Regions from separate parts of the Homo sapiens genome. Here region 2 is linked to region 1. Evidence: chromatin contacts called from ENCODE Hi-C or POLR2A ChIA-PET data. All regions are on one chromosome and are shown on one strand. Each heading gives the region's core, a stretch centred on a gene start or an enhancer-like site at or near the end of the contact. The rest is flanking DNA. Distances are from core to core; before and after follow the strand shown.

Region 1 (7,944 bases), core at 2,855-5,354:
TGAGCTTAACAGAGAGTCTCTATATAGAAAGAATCACTGTGCACAGAAAGATACACTGGCTGGCACCATGAAGAGCTCTGTGAAAAAGCAGCCTTTATTTTTGTTCAGTGAGATTAATCTGATTAATTCTAACGCTATTATGTTTAAAAACAGCTCATCAAGAAGACAAGCAGAATGATGTACGTTTGATGGCATTTTGGAGTTGCAAAACATATTCACAACACTCCCAGGAAACTGAAGCTCAGAAAGCAGTCCTATCTCCAAATTGCTAGATTTTTCACTACATTGGACCATATAGAGGTCCTTTCCTCCTCAGAGAGTTCTCAGTGAGCACTCTTGTTTATTTCTCTCTGCCTAGGTGTGGTTATTAATTAATTAATTAGTTCAATGATTTGCTAATTTATTCATTCAATACCAGCTCCCAAAGCCCCCTGTTCATTCCCAAAAGGATTTAGGGTGGACGGTTATTATTCATGAAGAAAAACAAAAGGACAATCTTGTTACTCAGCATTTTCTTCACAGAATCCTCTGTCTCAGTGCTGGGTATCTGCTCCTTATCTCTGCCAGCCAAAGAGCAGAGCCTGTTCTTTGGCAATTGCCTTTGCCTTTCTCTTCTGGGCAGCTTTGAAGTATCTGGTTAGAACAGTGCCTGGATGCCTCTCCCACTTCTACTGCTTCACTCTGAAGATAAATGGTTTGTAAGTATCTCCTTTGAGCTGAAAGCCCCCATGTGCAAAACATCTTATAAAGAAAAAGAAATTTCAAGCAGCTTCCCACTGGCTTTCCCTAGAAACGATTAAGTGTCCGTGCATTTAAAATGAATCTACATGATGGCAGGATGTGACACTGGCTGGGTCCATCAGAGCTTGTTCACAGAAACGACTGATACGTAGAAATTTCTCCATACATTCCCCACGAAGCACGCACTTGTTTTTCATGTATACTAACCCTGGAATGACTGCTTTTACAGAAATATATGGCCTTCTTTACCCAGCCTCTTTCAATTGCCATTGTGAGTTCTAAATTCCTCCTGCCTGAGATCTAACTGTGCCATACAGCTTTTTTTCATTTCCCTCATCTGCTCAGGAAAATGCTCCTAGTGTTTCTAGGGAACTTTTCTGATTAGAAGGATTCAAACAAAGAAAATGGCTCAGTTGATAAACATGACCATCTTCCACTTCAAAATGGACATACTCTTTGCCATATGTCGGGAATTATGGAGAGATTCTTTATCATCCCATTATACTCAGCTGTTGTTTACTTTTTGTGAATCGAATGTTGACAATTATAGTCTGAGGTTTTTTTTAACAGCATATGCTGAACATGATAAAATATTTAGAACAACTTACTTTGGACTTATAATTATGCTACATCTTTCAGCCCTTTTATGACTAAATTAGAACATTTAGTAATGTTTGGTGACAACTCCCACACTTTGTAAGCACCACAGAAAAAATATAATTTATTTAATTGGTTTTCATTTGGAAGGGAAATAACCCCATTTCAAGCATCTCAGTGTTAGAAAAGACACTGTATATTCCCCACAAAAATACACAGATGCTCATACATTTGGGGAATTAACATATATCTTCCACAAGGAAACTTAGGAAGGTTATTTCATCATTAATTTACAGCCATTCCTTTTACCTACATATTTTTGCAGAATCACTATTAGTCACCTCCTCTTTCCATCACGTATTCTTTACAGAAGCCCTGAACTTCAGACAGAGACGAGGCTGTTAAATTCTTGTGGGTTTCCAGTGCCACCACAGACAGACTAAATGGCATAATTCATTCAGTAAGTATTTAAGGAGTGCCTACCCTATGCCAGGTCTGTGCTGGGCACTGGGATTCTGAGATGAACTAAATATGGTCCTTTCTTCAAAGTGTTCATAACTTAAAGGCAGAGACAAAGAAGAAAATGCACAATTAAAATTCTGTAGAGAAGAGGGGACTCAGAAGGGCATCTAACTTGGCCAGGATGAGAGAATAGGGGTGAAGCAGGGCAACTGAGAAATATTACCAAGAGTAAGTGACTCTTGAGTGGGTAAAGGGGAGAGAGGAGCTTCATGCAGCGATACCCCCCATTCAAAGGCATGAAGGCAGGAGAAGGCTCCCCTGAGTCAGTGGTAGCCATTAGTTCGGGGTTGGGGAAAAGAGGTGAAGAGATTCAGACTAAGAAGTTAGGTACAGAATAGATGGTGCTGGGCTTTGCACTTGAGCTTCACACTGAAGGCAGTAGGGAGCCCATGAAAGATTCTGCATTTTCTCTGGTTTGTGATCCAGGAGGGGTAGACAGGAGCTGGACAGAGGGCAGTCTATGCCAGATAAACCTGGACCAGGATCAAGGCAGAGCATTGCAGAGGAAAGGACAGATATGAGTAGCCATTTAAGGTGAATCAAATATGTTTTGTTTTGTTTGTTTGTTTGTTTGAGACGGAGTCTCGCTCTGTCGCCCAGGCTGGAGTGCAGTGCGTGATCTTGGCTCATTGCAAGCTCTGCCTCCCGGGTTCACGCCATTCTCCCTCCTCAGCCTCCCGAGTAGCTGGGATTACAGGCACCCGCCACCACGCTTGGCTAATTTTGTTTTTGTATTTTTAGTAGAAATGGGGTTTCACTGTGTTAGCCAGGATGTTCTCGATCTCCTGACCTCGTGATCTGCCCGCCTGGGCCTCCCAAAGTGCTGGGATTACAGGCGTGAGCCACCGCGCCTGGCCGATCAAATATGTTTTAAATGTAGATAATCTTACTTGCAGGGAAGCCCAGGCAGAAAAACTGGAGAAAAGAAAAACATGCCTCATTCCCTTCCTATGACATCCTGTTGTGTCTGAGCTTTATTACTACAAGGTGGGGACACAGACTTTTCTAATGATAGTGGGCTATTTAGCACTTAACTTTAATCAGACCTGGTGCTGAGGCACTTTACATGGAAGGGGATCAGAATATGCCACCCCAAAATATGCCACTTTAGTGTAAGGATTATTTTCAGCTGGAAGCAATTGAGAATCAACAGATGCAGAAAGAGTTCTTTCCTCTCCCCTTATCTGACTAAAAGCAGGGCACAAATTTGCCTTTGTGAAGGTGTTTCCTCTGTGCCAGTAAGGGAAGAACAACCCATCACCAGAGTCTAACCACTTCTTTGAGTTTCACTCCTTTTTTGTGAACTCCTGTGCATGTAAATATTAATAAAAATTTTGTGTCTGCTCTTTTGTTAGTCTGTCTTTTGTTAGGTTAATTTGCACGCCCCCAGCAAAAGAAGAGAGTAGAGGAAAAATTTTTCCTCCCCAACAACATACATCATCTCACTGAACCCTTATCCCTCTTAGTGCGGAAGGTACATACCCCATTTTTTAGATCCAAAAACAAAACTAAGGGATGTTAAGGGGCTGGTCCAAGGTCACGTAGCTAACAGGTGGCAGAGCTGGGATTTGTACCCATGCCTACACGACCACACAGCCTGAACATCCAGCAACTATCCTGCAATTCCAGTGTGTAGGAAACACAGTCTAACAGAGTTAGCAGACAGGGATTGGAGCAGCGTAAAATCCATATTCTAATTCTAGCCCCATTACTATCAACAAAATATTAATCATGTAAATATTTGTGTTGTTCTTTATAGTTCTGATAATAAAGTCATTGCTTCAGTGGTATGACCTTGAGTAAATCGTGTAACCCATCTGTGTCTTAATGTTTTCCCATGAATCAGCACATGGCTTTTAAATTCTTACTATGTTTTAAGTCCTATTCTAATTGGAAGACTGTAATCTTTTATTTTGTTTGAAATAAAATAGCAATGATTTTCACCCTCTTTGTGAGCCCACAAACAAAACAGTAGATATTTAAATTCTGTGGTTACAAGAAAATAAAACAGAAAGAAGTCCTTTCAGTTCTGCTAAATGCAAAATGAACATATATGCAGGCCAGGTGGGGAAGAGATGGGCTGCATTTTTGTCTTGGGCATTAACCAATGTAACTAAGTGGTCAATTGCTATAATTTGAAACAGGAAGGGAAGCAGAAGAACTCCTGTTGATGCTGTTATTTTAAGTAGGTGCATGGTCTATCCTTATCTGGGTAACTTGACTGTCTCAGGCTTGACTAAGCTGCAAGTTCCAAGTTGGTCATATTAACACTGTTTACCTAATCTCAAAGCTCTGAGTGGTCACCGAGGGAGTCCCTAGGAGAGTCATTGTTGATAGAGAGGGTGAGGAGGGAGTAAACTGTAGTTCCCCAGGCTTTTGGACAAGGCTTTTGTTGAGGGGATTCAGAGAATGGTGGGAGCAGAAGAGAGCCAGTGGAATGGAGACAGAGCTGAGGTGGGGAAGAAAGATGGAGCAAGACATAGCAGCTGCTGGCCAGGCACGGTAGCTCATGACTGTAATCCCAGCACTTTGCGAGGCCAAGGCAGGTGGATCACCTGAGATCAGCAGTCCGAGACCAGCCTGGCCAACATGGTGAAACCCCGTATCTACTAAAAATACAAAAAAACTAGCTGGGCGTGGCGGCGGGCGCCTGTAAACCCAGCTACTTGGGAGGCTGAGACAGGAAGAGGTTGCAGTGAGCCAAGATTGCGCCATTGCACTCCAGCTTGGGCGACAAGAGTGAAACTCCATCGCAAAAAAATAAAACAAACAAACAAAACGACATAGCAGCTGCTGCAGGAGAGAAATTTCAAAAAGTGGTGATGAGACATTTAGAAAGGTTTGGGTGTATGATATGTAAATTTCTCTTTCGTCTACAAACAAAATTGCAACAAAACTCTGCCTGGTTAAATGTTGTGCTGGTTATTTGACTGTTTGCCTCCAGATCCATCCTTTGTGTCTGCTCTGTATGTCTGACTGTTGCAAGCTATGATACCCAGGCTCTCTTGACCACCTGTTTTAGCCTCACTTAACCAGCGAGAGGTACTGTTGGAGATTGGAGGTTGGGAGGAAAGGGGAAGCCAAAGTATTTCTTGTCCTCTTTTTCTGCCATGGGAGGCATATCTGGCAGTAGCTGCCCTCCTCTGTGGCTCCAGCTCTTGCCTGAATATTTCTGTTATAATGCTAGTGTCTATCAAGGGACCCCCAGATCCTTCCTTTGTCTCTCCAGTCTTAAGGGTGGGTGGTGGCTTCCCACTTGCTAATCTTTGGGATGCCTCATCTACCCTAGTGACTATTTTAGCTCCTCTAACACCTTTATAATTAATTCTTCGTATTTAATATCTTCTATTTAATAACCTGATGGGACCCTGATCAATACAGAGGAGACGTACCTTTTTTCCTCTCCTGGTTTCTATAACGAGGGAGTTCTCCAAGCACATGTTTTGTTTCCCTTAGCCCTTTTATTCATCCCACCCCTAGGGCTCTGGAGTGAGTAATTGGATGGTAATTTTGGAAGAATCGCTGAGCATGTTGGGTCAGCTTTGCTGCTTCCTATTAGGAGTGGGCATTCCAAGAATGCACAGTATCTCTCTGTATTGCAAGTCTTGCCTGGGCAGGCCTGCTCTAGCCTAGCAAATGCCTGACTATGGGCAAGTCTGTCTGATTTTAGCCCACTTGACCACCAGACCTAAAACCTAGTCTTCTAGCCTGGCCTCTGCCGGTAACAAAGGTGATCCCCATTTGCTCTACCTTTGTTTTATTTCTTCAACTTGTTCAGGATGCAAGTGAGCAAGAAGAGTGCCATTTATTGTGGCTCCCTCCTTCAGAGACTTTAACATTATTCATCAATTCTTTCGGAACTGGATTTATGATTTTTTAAATATGCTATAGTAACAGAGAAGGCCTAAAGGTAGGGGTGTGTGGACTGAGCTGGTGAGACAATGCTTCCCTCCTTAGCAATTTCTGGGACTCGCCAGTTGATCCCACATGTGTCCATGGATCAGCCCTGCTTATTGCTTACTTCCCAACTGCACTCTGTCTCACCTAACAGGACTACAGTGGTGCCATTGAGCTAGAATATTATTCTCAATGGCCAGATGCTTTAACCAAAATTAATGTCTGCTCATGCAGTTGGAATCCTACCATATGATGTTGCTGTTGGAAGTAAAGGCCTGCTGTACTTCAGTGTCAGTAAGATTGACTTCCAGTTGTTTCCTTATGATTCCTGAAACCACTGTCATCCCTAGCTCCCAAGGCAAGACCTTCCTCCCTCGTGCAGAATTCTTCCATGGTCATCCCCATCATTCTTCCTGTAATCTGGCTGCTTTGGAACCACCTGGCATGATTTGAACACAAGCATACATGTCTAGTCCCCTCAGATGTATGTGGTTCAGATTTTTTCTCCCTAGGAGCGCCTCAGATTCTATATAACTCAGGGGCTCAACGTATATACCAGGGGAGGGTTGTCCCTACACTGCGCTCTCCAGAAGCATCAAGTCTCAGCTATAACCTCGTGTCTATATATATATATATATATAGTATATATATTTTGTTTTTTTGAGACAGAGTTTCACTCTTGTTGCCCAAGCTGGAGTGCGATGGCGCAATCTCAGCTCACTGCAACCTCCACCTCCCAGGTTCAAGCGATTCTCCTGCATCAGCCTCCCAAGTAGCTGGGATTACAGGCACGTGCCACCATGCCCAGCTAATTTTTTTGTATTTTTAGTAGAAATGGAGTTTCACCATGTTAGCCAGGTGGCCAAGATCACGCCATTGCACTCCAGCCTGAGCAACAAAAGTGAAACTCTGTCTCAAAAAAAAAAAAAGGCATATTTCTTCAGTTGTATTTGAATACCACGATGGGGTCAGGATTCTGGGACAAGAAGTAGCCAAACTGAGAAACAGATTAGGACCCTGCTGCCGAGGATGTACTTCAGCCCCAAGCATGATGGAATTGATGGAATTGAGGTCATTTATAACAATCCTACACAGAAGCACTGCAGGTTGACTTAGAGCCACTTGCATTTATAATGAAATTTCAGTGATAGGGAACCACTGAGAATGTGGTGGACTCTTTCTTCCTTCTTTATTGTATCCTTGTGGAGCACCAGTGCGTGGCACCCAATATGGGAGTAACCAGTGACGAAGGAATGAATGAAGTTTTAGAGAATTTCTAAGCAGATCATATAGCTCTCATAAAGAAGACAACCATGTTTGGTGCAGCAGTCTAAGACCATTTATTTTTAAAATGCCGATTTAGCCCTTTTCTTCTTGTTTCTAAAACCCTAATTTTTCTTCTGCCATTTTAAATATTTGTCCTGTTATGTTTACCACCTTTCTCCCTCTTATCTATGGGCAACAAACTCCTTGTTATGTGACATGATTAAAGAACATGGATTTTCTTTTGGTTAATGGATTCCAGAAAGAATGGAGCAACTCCTTCTGCTACTATCATCCTCCCTGTTCTTAGGCAAGTTGTTTAACCTCTCCGGGACTTATATTTCTCACTCTTAAGTGACATTAGTAAGAGGAATTCTATGGATCTCCTGCAAGGCATGAGTGGAAGACAAAAAAACAGTTGGAAACGCTTTCTTATTAGCTGGTTGTTGTGGCACACACGTGCAGCCTCAGCTACTCACTCAGGAGGCTGAGGTGGGAGGATTGCTTGAGCCTGGGGAGTTGAGGCTTCAGCGAGCTGTAATAGTGCCACTGCACTCTAGCCTGGGCAACAGAGTGAGACCCCATCTGAATGAAGGAAGGAAGGGAGGAAAGAAACACTTTCTTGAAAGTTAAGCCAGGTGCAGGGGCTCACACTTGTGATCCCAGAACTTCGGGAAGTGGAGGCAGGGAGATGGCTTGAGGCCAGGAGTCCCAGACCAGCCTGGAAAACATAGCAAGTTGCTCCATCTCTACACAATAAAGTCAGCAGAGTGTGGTGGTATGTCTGTGTAGTCCTAGCTACTCAGGAGGCTGAGGCAGGAGGGTCGCTTGAGCTCAGGAGTTCTAGGCTGCAGTGAGCTAGGATCGCACCATTGCACTCCAGCTTGGGCAACACAGGGAGACCCTGTCTCTAAAACAAAACAA
Region 2 (7,944 bases), core at 3,996-6,495, 85 kb before region 1:
CGTGGCTATTTAAATGTAAATTGATTTAAATTTAATAAACCTCTAAATTTAATTCCCCACTCACACTAGTCACATTTCAAGGGGCTATCATATTGGATGTAATTTCCATCATTGAAGAAACTTCTTTTGGACAGTGTTGCTGTATACTTTCTGTCTTCATTTTATATCATCATTCCATGTTTTGAAAAAAGTTTTAAACTTTTAAATCAAATTTATATAGGTGCATAGATTAGAGAGCCAAAAAGTGCTGCAATTGACAACTTTTCATTCCTTCTCCCTATTTTTCACTTCCCAAGAAATTGTGATCAAGTCTTTTTTTTTTTTTGAGACGGAGTGTCACTCTGTCACCCAGGCTGGAGTGCAGTGGCGCAATCTCAGTTCACTGCAAGCTCCACCTCCTGGGTTCACGCTGTTCTCCCGCCTCAGCCTCCCAAGTAGCTGGGACTACAGGCGCCCGCCACTACACCCAGCTAATTTTTTTTTGTGTGTATTTTTAGTAGAGACGGGGTTTCACCGTGTTGGCCAAGATGGTCTTCATCTCCTGACCTCATGATCCGCCCGCCTCGGCCTCCCAAAGTGCTAGGATTACAGGCCTGAGCCACGGAGCCCAGCCTCGAGTCTTTTAGCTTTAAAAAAATTATGGCTATAATTCTAAATAATTTTCTTGTATTGCTTCCTCTCTATTATTTTCCAAGTTTTGGACATGATCCTGACTTCTTTAAGGAATGCGTGGATTCAGCACTCCCCACACCCCTTCCTAGTCACATCTGTACACACATGTACACTTCCAGTCCCCCATCTCCCCATAGAGTCAAAGTATTTTTATGGTTAGATCAGTATTCAGTGTTTTCATTATTATGAAAAAGTGACTACTTGCAACCAAGCCATGTGATAAATCATGGTTACTTTTTATTTAAGATCTTTCGATGTTCCCTAAAGTTAATATTCTTTTTTAAAAATTTGCTTAGCTATGTAAGCAGTTATCAGCAATTTGACCCCAGTCCTCTTCAGAAGTGTGGATGTTCTTCCCATATGTTCAAATATATCAATTTCATCTTTTTGGAGCTATGTTTTCTGGAGACTTGCTTCGATCTGCTCAGGTTGCTCTCTGAGGCCGCTGCACGGTTGGCACCCTGGAATCCCCGTCACCTACATCCTGCGATTCCCGTCCCTTCTTTCTTGAGTCGGAGCCACTGTTGGTGGGACATGTCATCCTCTTCCTTGACATACTCCTTCATCGTGCTACTGCTCCAGCAGTAACTATAAAAAGTAAATGTTTGAGGACTAGCATGTCTGAAAATGCCTTTAGCCTATCTTCACACTTAGGACTTTGTGTATATAAATTCTAAGGCAGAAATAGTTTTCTCTCAAATTATAAAAACATTGTTTTACATTAACTTCTAGTTTCCACTGTTGTTAAAAAATCCAAATCTATTCTTACTCTTGATCCTTTGTATATGACCTATTCTTTCATCTCTTTTGGCCTGATATTATGACATTTTATAATGAGACGACTTATTATGGGTCTGCTTTCATTCATTATGCTGGGTTTTTGGTAGCCTTTTTTTTTTTTTTTTTTGAGACGGAGTCTCCTTCTGTCTCCCAGGCTGCAGTGCAATGGTGCGATCTCAGCTCACTGCAACCTCTGTCTCCCGGGTTCAAGTGATTCTCCTGACTCAGCCTCGCAAGTAGCTGGGATTACAAGCACCCGCCACCACACCCAGCTAACTTTTTGTATTTTTAATAGAGACTGAGTTTCACCATGTTGGCCAGACAGGTCTGGAACTCCTGACCTCAGGCTATCCGCCCGCCTCGGCCTCCCAAAGTGCTAGGATTATAGGCATGAGCTGCTGCACCTGGCCGGTGGGCCTTTTTAATCTAGAAATTCCTGTCATTCCACTTTGGAAATTTCCTTGAATTTTTCCTTTGACTGTTTCTTCATGTATGTTCTTTTGTTGTTGTTCCCTCTTTCTGTAATTCCTATCATTGAGATGTTAGACCTCTTGGACTGATCATCTAATTTTCTTTTTTACTTTTCTCTGCTGTTTTCCTTCTCTTTGATTTTTTGCTCTACTTTCCTCAATTTACCTTCTAGTCTTTGTATTGAGATTTTTGTTTCAGCTTTCATATTTTTAACTTCCAAAAGCTTCCTTTCATTGTATTAATGTCCCTCCTGGACATTGGGTATCAAATTGCTGATACCCTGATCTGGGTATCAAATTGCTTTTTAAACAGTTCTCAGGCCCACCTACACCCCTCACTTTTGGTTGAACCTGTATTACAGATTTCTGAGCCTTTGGCGGGTTCTATGGTGACAAATTGCTCCTTGCTTTCCCCAGTGCTGACTAGGAATTCAGCTTTCATAGATCTCAGTCATTTATCCTTCCCTAGATGCTTTCCAGTTTCCAAACTGTACATGTTAGAGTGGGGCAGGGGTGTGAGTAAGTCATTACAAATTCCATTTACTGTCATTTAGTCAGGTTTCAGGGGAAGCAGAAGTAAAATCACATGTTAGATCAGCCATCTGTGACCAGAAGCTTCCCCATTCTCACTCGAATGAACTTCTAATCAAGCTTTCATCCCCTCTCTCAAATCTTCTTTTGCCACGGTGACATATGACCTTCCATTGCCCATTCTCTGGTTAATTCTGTCCTTATCTCACTTGACTTCTTACCAGCATTTGACGTAGTTGATCACTTGTTTCTGGAACCCCACACCATCCTCACTGTTTTCTCCATTTGATTCTCTCTCTCTCTCTCTCTCTTCTATTTTTAGAATGTGCTTTTTAAAATTGAGTCATAATTTACATATTGTGAAATGCATAAATTTTAAGTGTGCAGTTCAATCAGTTTTGATAAATGCATACACCCATATCCTGCTCCCCTAACAAGACAGCATTTCTATTCTTTTTCTCTTCTATTGGGGATCCTCCTCTTCTTTTTCCTGACTTTTAAATGCTGCAGTTTCCAAGGGCTCAGTCCTCGGGTCTCTTGGGCTTCTTCTCTTTTCTATCTATACTGTCTCTCAATATCCAGTCCATTGGCTTTAAACACCATCCAGACCTGTGCTGTCCAACACAGTAGCCACTAGCCACATGGCTATTAAGTCTGAATCAAGATGTGGTACACATGTAAAATTCATACTGAAGTTCAAAGACTTATAAAAAAAAGAATGTAAAACAACACAATAATATTTTCATATTGACTATACAATAAAATGAGATTTTGGATGTATTAAGTTGAATAAAACATTACTAAAATTAATGTTACCTATTTTTTCCACTTTTTAACATATAGCTATTAGAAAACATATGTAACTTGCCTCGTATGTCTACTGGTTAGCACTAGTTTAGATATTGATAACTTACAAATTTCTGTCTCCAGCCCCAAACTCTCCTGAACACCAGACTTCATATCCAAATGCCTACTTGATGCAGCCAGAAAAAAGACCAAAATCATGTTCTTTGCAGGAACATGGACACAGCTGGAGGCCATTACCCTAAGCAAATTAACACAGGAACAGAAAGCCAAATACCGCATGTTCTCACTTATAAGTGGGAGCTAAACATTGGATATTCATGGACATAAAGATGGCAATGGTAGACAGTGGGGACTACTAGAGGGAGGAAGGAAGAAGGGGAGCAAGGGTTGAATAACTATTGGGTACTGTGAACAATACCTGGGTGATGGGATCATTTGTACCCCAAACCTCAGCATCACATAATATACCCACGTAACAAACCCAGACATGTATCCCCGAATCTAAAATAAAAGATGAAATTATAAAAAAAAGTTATATTGAAGTGTCAAATATTGATTACAACTATTTTGAAGCACAGAATATATTTATTATTATCATGGTTAATACTGAGTGTCAACTTGATTGGATTGAAGGATGCAAAGCACTGATCCTGCAGGTGTCTGTGAGGGTGTTGCCAAAGAAGATTAACACTTGAGTCAGTGGGTTGGGAAAGGCAGACCCACCCTTAATCTGGGTGGGCACCATCTAATCAGCTGCCAGCATGGCTATAATATAAAGCAGGCAGAAAAAAAAAAAAACAACAAAAAAACATGAAAAGACTAGACTGGCCTAGCCTCCCAGCCTACATCTTTCTCTCATGCTGGACCCTTCCTGCCCTCAAACATCAGACTCCATGTTCTTCAGCTTTGGGACTCAGACTGGCTTTCCTTGCTCCTCAGCCTGCAGATGGCCTATTGTGGGACCTTGTGATTGTGTGAGTTAATACTTACTAAACTATATCTATATCTATATCTATATATCTATATCTATATATATATATATGACTCAAATGTTAATCTCCTTTGGCAACACCCTCACAGACTCACGCAGGATCAGTGCTTTGCATCCTTCAATCCAATCAAGTTGATACTCAGTAATAACCATGATAATAATCGATATATTTTATGCTTCAAAATTGTAATCAATATTTCACGCTTCAATATAACTTTTTTTATAATTTCATCTTTTATTTTAGATTCAGGGATACATGTGTGGGTTTGTTACATGAGTATATTATGTGATGCTGAGGTTTGGGGTACAATTGATATATATATATATATATCATATATATGTATATATCATATATTATCCCATTAGTTCTGTCCCTCTAGAGAACCCTGACTAATACAATTATAAAAACCAACAAATGCCTACTTGACATACCCACTTGATTATATAATAGATATCTCAAACTTAACAGCTCTCAAATGGAATTTCATATTTCCCCCTGCCCCAGACTGACCCACCTCAGTTTTTCCTATTTCAGTAAAAGTCACCACGGTTTTACTCAATTGCTTGGGCCCAAAACTTTGGAATCTTATTGACCACTCCCTTTCTCTCCCTCTCCATGCCCAATCCATCAAAGAATACATGTAGAATTAGCAACTTTTCACCTTTGTCCCTACCAGGCCCAAGTTGTGGATTGCTTTCACCAGGACAATGACCATAGCTTCCTGTATGTATCCTGGCTTCTCCACTTACTTTGTCCTGTCTATTTCTCTGCACAGCAGCCAAATGGATCCTTTTACAAACATTATACCGGTTAAGTCATTCCTGTACTCAAAAAACCCCACAGCAACTTTTAATCACCATAAAATCCACAATCCTTACCAATGTACAAGGCGCTTCTTGATGTGTCCTCCGGCCACCTCTCCAGATAATTTTCTGTCTTTTTTACCTTGTTCAGTGCATGTCGCCTATTCTGATCTGTTCATCGTTGCAGTTTCCTTTTTCTTTTCTTTTCTTGAGACGGAGTCTCACTCTGTCGCACAGGCTGGAGTGCAGTGGCACACTCATGACTCACTGCAGCCTTGACCTCCTGGGGTCAAGTGATCCTTCCACCTCAACCTCCCAAGTAGCTGGAACTACATTCACAGACTACCATGCCCACCTAATTTTTGTATTTTTTATAGAGGCAGGGTTTCACTGTGTTTTGCAGGCTGGTCTCAAACTCCTGAGCTCAAGAGATCTGCCAGCCTTGGCATCTCAAAGTGCTGGGATTACAGGCGTGTGCCACTGTGCCTGGCCATAAGCTACACATTGTTATATTGAGAAGATCCTCTTGAAAACATATGAGTTACAGCTGGCCCTCTGTATATGAGGATTCTGCATCTGCAAATACAACCAACCATAGACCAAAAATGTCTGAAAAAAATTAAAATGACAACAACAACAAAAAAACAAATAAAAAACCAACACAATGCAACAACTATTTACATAGCATTTACATTATATTAGGCATTATAAGTAATCTAGATATGATTTAAAGTATATGGGGGATGTGCATAGGTTGTATGCAAACACTACACCATCTTATATCAGGGATTTGAGTATCTGCAGATTTTGGTACCCACAGGGGGTCCTGGAACCAATCCCCCGTGAATACCAAGGGACAACTTTATATGTAAAAATTAAGGCTGCTGGATGGATACATTTTACCAGCATATATCTTGGTATATGCATTACTGTCAAACCCACTATTCACAAAACTTCTGCTACTTTATTTCTTTAATCCATCTTTGGTGAGGAAAAAAATGTGTGTACCAAGCTGCTGGTAGACGGCACCAGTCTGCATAAGATAATAGCCAAAACCAGAACCCCAAGTCAACATGCATGACTTGTAGAATATCTGAAGTTAATAATGTTCATGTAACCCAAAAAGAGCTAGTGGATTTTAGGACCAATGATAAGGATATTAAAGATCAAAGAGAATGAAATGTCAAAGAGAATGAAATGAAACCAGGTTTCTTAGTATCTGAAGAGATTTCTATTACAATCTCTCTATCCATAATTTGAAGTCTATTATCTTCTCCTTAAAATTGGACATTTGAAATAAATAAAACTGTACAAAAATTAGGGCAAATTACAATAGCCTGATAATTACAACCCCAAACTATATATTACTTTTTAATTTTTTAACAGATTGGCAGCCAGAAAAGAATATTTTCTTTGTATTTATTTTTTAAACAAGTAACTTTGAACTTACTTCACTTCCTTCCTTCCTTCTTTCCCTCCTTCCTTTCTTCCTTCCTTCCTTCCTTCCTTCCCTCTTTCTTTCTTTTCCTTTCCTTTCCCTTCTTTCTTCAAATAGCATCTGGACTGGATCTAAACTAAACTCACAGCACATTTATTTTGAGTGTCTGCTTTGAGGATCAGTGAGACTCAAGTGAAGTCTTCCCCATATGTAGACATGTTACTACTTTGAGTTACTCTCAGTTATACAGTTAATACTCTGAGAGTAACTGTCAATCAACCTAAGCAGTACAATCTGTCAGCAGGCTAGCAGGCTAAGAGCGGTCTGTCAGTTACTTTTTACTAACTTTGTAGTTCTTCATCCATAGTCATCTTTACGATTTCACTGGAAATAATAAAAATACATTCATTCATCCACTCAATAAGAAAACATTTACTGAGCACCTACTTTGTATTAGGTGCCATGAAGGCCTTAGAGATGTGGGATTTGATGGTTAATTGTTTGTGTCAACTTGACTGGATCCGGATGCCAGGTATTTAGCTAAACATTACTTTGGGGTGTGTCTGTGAGGGTGTTTCCAGATGAGATTAGAATTTGAATTCATGGGTTCAATAAAGCAGATTGTCCTCTATGGTTGTTAGATGTTTCAAAGAATCATATTTCTGACTGGTATTGAATCAGATGAGCACAGATGTCCCTTTTCTACTGATATTCTATTTGTCTCTGAGTCAAAGGATAATTACAGAATCCTACATTTTGCTTTGGTTGTGTAGACCGACCCAGACTTTGGATAACAGATGGGAAAACAGACTTTGAAACTAAAAGCCCAAGAATTATTGCGCCTATTTTTATCAGGTGGTTTTGTATAATCCTCAGATTGTAAAAAAATACCCTAAAGAAAGTTGTTTGTAGAATAAAATTTATCACAGTGAGTATTGTCACAGTGAAATATTTTAATAACAAATATATTGCCAAACAAATGATGAGCCACTATTATGAACACAGTCTTAGCCTGGCTTCTGCTCTATAACAGAATACCTGAGACTAGGTAATTTATTAAAAAACAAAAACAAAAATTTATTTCTTATACATGCTGAGCATCCCAAATCTAAAAATCCAAAATCCAAAATGCTCCAAAATCTGAAACTTTTGAACGCTGACAAGAAATACTCACTGGAGCATTTCAAGTTTCAGATTTGAGATGCTCCACCAGTCAGTATAATGCAAACACTAGCAAGATTCTAGAATGGATGACTGAGTGATTATTTATGTGTATTTACATAGGTGGGAGACAGCCATTAGTAGCCCTCTAGGGCCTACTAATTTGTTGTGTTCCATACCTCTGGAAACCTGATTATTGCAAGGGTCAGATCTTAGCAGCTGAGAAAAGAGCCAATGTGGGATATCTTGAGAATAAATGTCTGAGAAACCTGTCCCAAATCAGAATGGAT

What was found. A loop is a pair of places that touch in the nucleus more often than their neighbours do. ChIA-PET counts read pairs that join two places held with the same protein, here RNA polymerase II (POLR2A). Pooled maps may share reads with other maps.
Region 2: a loop to region 1 is called in a pooled map, with 8 times the contacts of the local background. The contact joins the promoter of LINC02416 here to the enhancer-like site in region 1. A Hi-C loop is called at or near these places in 5 of 168 maps with a recorded cell type or tissue (B cell, CD4-positive, alpha-beta T cell, CD8-positive, alpha-beta T cell and 1 more), 10 of 37 single-sample maps with no recorded cell type and 17 of 50 pooled maps. POLR2A ChIA-PET finds 5 or more read pairs at or near these places in 9 of 52 experiments (CD4-positive, alpha-beta T cell, PC-9, activated B cell and 5 more).

Annotation. Positions count from the first base shown.
Region 1 is chr12:47,265,236-47,273,179 of GRCh38, reverse strand. No RefSeq gene overlaps it. Among named protein-coding and RNA genes, the nearest start is that of PCED1B-AS1, 53 kb to the right of the region's middle. RefSeq lists enhancers at 1,185-2,384, 4,725-4,774. Within about 2 kb of position 4,104, at least 3 of the 41 ENCODE cell types and tissues checked have a DNase peak (open chromatin) inside an H3K27ac peak, as active enhancers do; they include B cell, where a contact is called at or near this core.
Region 2 is chr12:47,351,069-47,359,012 of GRCh38, reverse strand. LINC02416 (long intergenic non-protein coding RNA 2416) reads right to left here and starts at 5,245. Exons shown (of 4, transcript NR_183615.1): 1 at 5,131-5,245.